2 separate regions of the Homo sapiens genome follow, and region 2 is linked to region 1. A link is a contact called in ENCODE Hi-C or POLR2A ChIA-PET data. All regions are on one chromosome and are shown on one strand. The core of a region is the stretch at or near the end of the contact, and the rest is flanking DNA. Distances in the headings are between cores, read along the strand shown.

What was found. Hi-C counts contacts between places; a loop is a spot of excess contacts on that map. ChIA-PET counts read pairs that join two places held with the same protein, here RNA polymerase II (POLR2A). Pooled maps may share reads with other maps.
Region 2: a pooled map shows a loop between it and region 1 (2.3-fold over the local background). The contact joins two enhancer-like sites. A Hi-C loop is called at or near these places in 5 of 168 maps with a recorded cell type or tissue (CD4-positive, alpha-beta T cell, CD8-positive, alpha-beta T cell, GM12878 and 2 more), 4 of 37 single-sample maps with no recorded cell type and 10 of 50 pooled maps. POLR2A ChIA-PET finds 5 or more read pairs at or near these places in 11 of 52 experiments (CD4-positive, alpha-beta T cell, GM12878, MCF 10A and 7 more).

What each region holds. Positions count from the first base shown.
Region 1 is chr6:137,926,132-137,929,289 of GRCh38, forward strand. No RefSeq gene overlaps it. Among named protein-coding and RNA genes, the nearest start is that of LINC02865, 18 kb to the right of the region's middle. RefSeq lists enhancers at 1-748, 1,594-1,833. Within about 2 kb of position 1,745, at least 12 of the 41 ENCODE cell types and tissues checked have a DNase peak (open chromatin) inside an H3K27ac peak, as active enhancers do; they include PC-9, where a contact is called at or near this core.
Region 2 is chr6:137,697,440-137,700,597 of GRCh38, forward strand. It overlaps LOC124901411 (a long non-coding RNA gene), which reads left to right. Exons shown (of 2, transcript XR_007059789.1): 2 at 1,238-2,976. Among named protein-coding and RNA genes, the nearest start is that of LINC03004, 33 kb to the left of the region's middle. RefSeq lists enhancers at 1,795-2,994, 1,805-1,934. Within about 2 kb of position 1,417, at least 7 of the 41 ENCODE cell types and tissues checked have a DNase peak (open chromatin) inside an H3K27ac peak, as active enhancers do; they include PC-9, where a contact is called at or near this core.

The DNA of each region.
Region 1 (3,158 bases), core at 495-2,994:
AACTGGACCTGACTCAGAATAAAGTGGTAAAGCTGGAGGGAAAAGGGGGATGGGGCCCAGCTTCGGAGAGAAAATTACCTCCAAACTTTAGACTGCTGGTTGGCTTCCAAGTACAGTGTGTGGGGTGGATCACCATCACTAAACCAAGCCCACCTTTTAGGGGAAGGGGTATTATTCAAAACACCTCTTTATCCTGACCTGCCAGGACCAGTTCCCCTCCCCCGTGCCAGCTGTAGTTACAGCCCTCTGAGTCAACAAAGGGGTTGGGCTTGTAAGACTTCATTTATAAGCACCTAAATTCCCTTTCACTTACTCCCAGAAGCTCATTAATAGATCAGTTGGTCAACATCTTGGAATGTGCCTTGGAAAAGGATAGGATAGATGAAAGGAAAGTTTCCATGAGAGGAGAGGAATTTAAGGCCAAAGAGTAGCCTGAAATGTCCCAAGCTCTCATTAGAGATTGGCAGGCTCAGTTGTTGCATTGCTACACATGGTTCCTAAATTCCACCAACAGAGAAAGGTAGTCAGAGGTTTACCCAAAAAGACTGTCTGCTGGTCATGTTACTGCTTATGCTGGCAAATGATTAATAAGTTGGGAAGAAAAAAACCCAAAAGATTTGTTATAAAACATTCTGTGGAAACTTGGGGCAGAGATTGCACCCAAAAAATCAGCGATTTCAAGTTAATGGTGATCAGGTAAAGGAGATATTTTGAAGTAATGTGATGCAAAGCTACTACCACTGATTACAGAGTTTGACATCACTGCTCCAAGGTAGGAAACAGGAGATCAGTAGGAATTCTTTACCTTCCTTCCACTTTTCAAATGGAGGCGAAGAATTAGCTTCTATGAATCCTTTAGCAACTCATAGCAAGAAAGAGCTTTTCTCCTTGTCCTGGTCCAAATTAGCCACAGGCTGGAGTTATTGAGAGGAACAGCACATTGAAGTTGCACAGAAAGTTGTTTTCAGGGAGGACAGAAAAAAATGGAAACTGAATTGGGCAGACCATGTGCCTCCCTAAATCCAAAATTAAATCCACGATACATAATCTGCCTGCCTTCTCACATTGCACTGTGCTGGGTGGCCAAACATACCAAGGGGCTCCTGCTGAACTGGAAGCGGGCTGTCATCTTAGCCTCCATGAAAAGCTCATCTTTGAAAACTCATCTTTCCTTACGGGACTACTACATTTTACAAGGATTTTTTTTCTTCTAAATGCAATACATTGATGTTTACTTTTTAAACAAAAATGCTCATTATTGAATTTTTTTAGTTGATTCTACTTTTGCAGTTTGTGTAATTGACATCCTAGGTGACATGGAGATTCCTGTGGCTGCCTGACTCCAGGCAGTGGCTCCCAGAAGCTAGCAAGCAGAGCACACTGCCCAGAGTTGGGATATCAATACCCTTTGTGAAAACCACAAAATAGGCAATTTGAAAAGTAGAGAGAACTCTGAAGAGGAAAAAAGGTCCCTTGCCATTTTACTACTTTCAGCATTTTAATTAAAATGTATTTTTGTCAATGCAATGGTTGTTTCAGACATTTTAAGAAAACATCTTGATTCCAAACCCCGGGGTAAATTAAGTCAATAAACTTTTGAAGACTTGTGCCATGCTGCAGATGGACTTTAAAAGCCACTGGGGGGTGGGGAGAATGGGGGTTTCTAAATATAATAAACTTCCCAAAAAGGCAATTTCAAGCCTAACTGAAGTCATACTATTTTTGAAAGTGGAAATCCCCCTTTTCACCACACAACCCCGTGGTCGAGCCATCTAAGAATTCAGCTTCTGTGCCAGTGATAGGACAAAGCTCATCCTCTGCCGAATGCCACAGTCACTCCTCTTCCTTCCTGCCACCCACAGGGTCAGCAACAAGCACTATCAGTTAAACGTGACACCTGGTGTCTGCGGGCTGCCTCCGGTGGGAGCCAAATCCCACGTGTTGGTGTGGTTCCCACTTAAATAGATGTTTTCCTTTGAATCGTTTCTTTTCAACCTTGATTTCAGTTCTGTGCTAGTTTCTGGACTTTTGCCAGCACTTCTTCATAAAACAGCTTGTATTTGCTTTGAAAAACAAGAAAGGTTTGCATTTTGGAAAATATACTTCATACTTCATACTTCTAACCTTTACCATGGCCTGAAGGAAAAATGTAGCAGTTTCTTTCTGTAAATTTTAAATATAGGAAAGATAGCGGTCACTTTATAAAGAAAGCCAAACTTGTCCACATCCTTACACTCTTCCTCAAAGTTCATTTCCACATTCAATTTGGGTCGGGCTTTGTTTAGAGTGCCAATGAGCCTGCCTGGGCCACTTCTGCATTCTTGATGTTTGCAGCATTCACTGCAGAAACTGGCATTAAGACAGGCCTCTGCCACCCACAGCAATGCTCCTGCCACCTCCCTCCACTGTGCAGCCCCAAAGTGACAGAGGCTGAGGATCCCCAGCAAAGCAAACTGCTTCTGTCATCTGCTTTCAGGCAATTTTGAGGCACCTTTTCTTGGCTTATTTCCACTGCTAAGCCCTGACACAATATAATATTTCAAAAGCCCCTAAGTGCTGACAGAATACTCAAAATCACATTTTACAAAACCAAAGACAGAGGCCTCCCGCTGCTTATTAATGCCCATCATGATAATTCCTTACTTTGTCATAGTCTATGTATTTGTGTTGTTGTTAGTTTGTGTTGTTGATTTGTTCAGCCAAGGATCAAGCAACAGAGTGCAAGTGAGGCCACCCAGCGAGGGGGAGAAGGTGCAGCCTCTCAATCTACAGTGTACTTCTAAACATTCACTTTTTTTCTGATTATATAGGTAATTCACGTTTACGTGAGAAATTTTGGGGAAATTTGCAGAACATTAAGAAAAAAAAATTATTGCTCTAGATCATCTCCCCAAAATTGCACCTCAATATTTTGGGAAATATTCTTCTAGCATTTTTTTCTATGCCTTTAAATATTCATCACCACCACCCCCTGCCCCTCTCCTACCCCACTCCTCCAGTTGGGATCATGTTAAACATACTGTTTCATAACAGTATGTCTAGCACACTGTTATGGTGTAGTGTAATTAGTTTTCTGTCATTTAATTTGATCCATCTTTTGTTTCATTTGTTATTATAAAAACCCAGAGTAATAGCCAGAGCAGATGTTATTAGCCCCA
Region 2 (3,158 bases), core at 167-2,666, 230 kb before region 1:
ACTATCACTGGCTCCATCTCCACGACTTCCTAGTGAAGTGAACAAAAGGTTCCCATACCTTAGGAGTGCCCAGCCTGCCCAGAGAGTGGCTGTGACTCCTTGTGGAAATTGTCAGCAATGACAGCTGTTGATGACAAGAGGTGTAGTAGTCACCTTTGTCAAAGCCCAGTCATGGTTCAGCAGGCAGAAGTCTGCATGCCTTCAAACCAGCTTTAGTTTCAGCTCAAGGCAGCAAACAAGGCAATTTCTTCCTAGGAATGCTGCCTGGCCCTGTCCATCCTGCCCAGGGAAACTTTGCAGGCCTTGCCACTTCTCAGGGTGAGGCAGTTGAGAGTTTATCACCATAAGCCATTGTTTTCACAGCAGTGAGAGCTCTGGACTTTCCCAGGAATTCCACTGGAATGTAAACAGTCTTCAGATCCCAGGCAGAAACCAGCGGATATCCTGAGCTGTCCAAAGTCCCATGTTGGATCCCAAAGATTTGATTTCTTTTTTTTTTTAAATCTTAAAATGTATTTTTGCTCATTAGATACATTTCTTTTTCTATCTCTAAATATTTAACACCCCTGATATCAGTTAATATTAATGATCTGGAATGAAAGAATAAATCAACTGAATAATAATTCTGTAATGAAAGTGTCATGCAAACAAATCTCCATGTTTCTGAACTCTATAAACTGTTAGAAACACAAGCTCATCAAATGTCCACCTTTTCATTGTCTCAGCCTGGCATGGTGGCTCACGCCTGCAATCCCAGCACTTTGGGAGGCTGAGGCGGTGGATCACCTGAGATCGGGAGTTTGAGAGCAGCCTGACCAACATGGAGAAACCCGGTCTCTACTAAAAATACAAAATTAGCTGGACGTGGTGGCACATGCCTGTAATCTCAGCTACTCGGGAGGCTGAGGCAGGAGAATCACTTGAACCTGGGAGGCGGAGGTTGCAGTGAGCTGAGATCGCGCCATTGCACTCCAGCCTGGGCAACAAGAGCAAAACTGTCACAAAAAAAAAAAAAAAAAGAGAATTACAATTCTGAATTGTTGTTGTTGTTGTTGTTTAATGAAATACAAATTCCTCTCCTTCCTATGCCAAAGTGCTCGGCCATCCAGCACGGCCTTCAAGCAGGGGACTTCAGAAAGATAGTCCACAGGAAGCCTGGGACTAAAAACTTGATGTTATTCAACTTGTGTGTTGATGATGACTGTAGGGCTAATGTTTTTCTGATTCTGTCTCTTAGATTCTCTCTGGACTATTTCATGGCTCAGGAACCACATCCTCCTTCCCCACTTCCTGAGTGTATGGGATGGCCACATATACTGAAGCTCAATCTTATGAAAAGAGCATTTCAGAGGCAGGAGGATCTGGATTTGAATTCCGGCTTGATCCTGGGCTGAACAGGACCAGTTCTGCTTTCTGCCCTGGGGCAAGTTACCCAACATCGCTGAGCATCTGTTTCCTTCACTATAAAATGAGGATGATGATACCACGTGGGATTGTTGAGAAGATAAAAAGAGAAAGCACTTGAAAAGCTTCTAAACATGACCTCTCACAAAGCTGTTCAATAACTGTTAGCTCCCTTTTCTCCTCCTTGCAGCTGCTGTTTCCTGGAGTTGCAAACGTTTCTAGGTGAGCTCATGTGAGACCATCTGAAACATTCCAAGAAGTAGTCCAGATGTAAAGACAGCTTTATCTTTGGCCAGGTGCAGTCTTACTAGAATGGCCCATCCTGGTAGAGAATCATGTGGCCCCTTAGACAACTATGACACCAGGAATTGGATGAAACAAAGTTTCAGCTACAGGATGAGGATATATAGATAAATGTTGATGACATATTTCTTTCCTTTTTTGGTTTCCTTTTCCCTTGAAAATGCTTTCAGATCTCTGAGACATCCCGTTGTCATCTTCCTCTTTTAAAACCCTTCGTGTGCTCTTTTCTATGAAGGGCTGGTTGGCAGCTGATGAGGCCCCAGGCTGGAAGGAACTCACCGGCTCATGGCTCACCAACCCCTAACTACAGCTGGGCAGGCAAGGAGGGAGGCTGCAATTTCATTCACTTCTTTAGATTGATGTTTTGACATCTTTAGAAGCCTCTGTTAAAATGGAAATGTGGAATCTGAGTAGTGTGGTCAAACTGGTATACGAGGACATTTTGGTGGTGACTCAAGTCTGATGAAGCTTTTCTAGTAATTTGTGCCTTCCATTTCCTAGGAACAAGAGTGAGTGAGGACTAAGGACACAAAACAGCAGCAGTTTCAGCCCCACTCCTATAATATTCTAAAAGCTTGTCCTTAGATCTTGATATTCTTCTCTCAGGCAGAGAGCTTAAGAATATTAGAGAAATATCCTGATACTTTTGCATTTTAAGGTAAGCCACAGCCAGAAAGAACAATGGGAGGCCCAGAAGCCCACCTCCAACCACTCCAACCAGATACACCAAGGACTCTGGCTCAGACCAGATACAGCCACCTTGGTGATCCAGAGAGGCCTCCTGCTGGGTGCAGTGGCTCAAGCCTGTAATCCCACCACTTTGAGAAGCTGAGGTGGGAGGATTGCTTGAAGCCAGGAGTTCAAGACCAGCCTGGGCAACATAGCAAGACCCCATCTCTACAAAAGAAAAAAAGAGAGAGAGAGTGAGAGAGGCCTCCTATCAGGAATCATGCTCAAGTTCCAATTCAATTTCAATGAGAGATAAGGGAGTAAACAGCAGGAAGGAGGGAGATTCCAGAAGACCCCAAGACTGCATTGTTGGGCTGTCATTGTTCATGGGAATTACTCACCCATGGGTCTCCATCGGGTTTCACCCACAGGTCTGTGCACCATGTCTTGCTCTCTAGGAACCAGAACATCTCTATGGTTCTTTGGATAGAAGTACTCTATTTCAGTGACTCTTAGATTTTTGTTTATTTTTAAAAAGGGATAGTTGTGGTGAATTGCATTAGGATTACTAAAATAAAAGCATTAAGAAACTCCCCAAAACTCCAAATACATCTGGAGTCATTCTTTCCTAATAGGGACAATATTTTATTACCAAAAATGGTAGAAGGGTTAGAAGGGCCTAAGTCTCAGGATAAAGGATAGTTCATTGCATTTAACTAATTCACATTCAGAAAAATGTTTTTCAAATTGATCTTATTTTTCTTATTTTGCCATGGATTGAT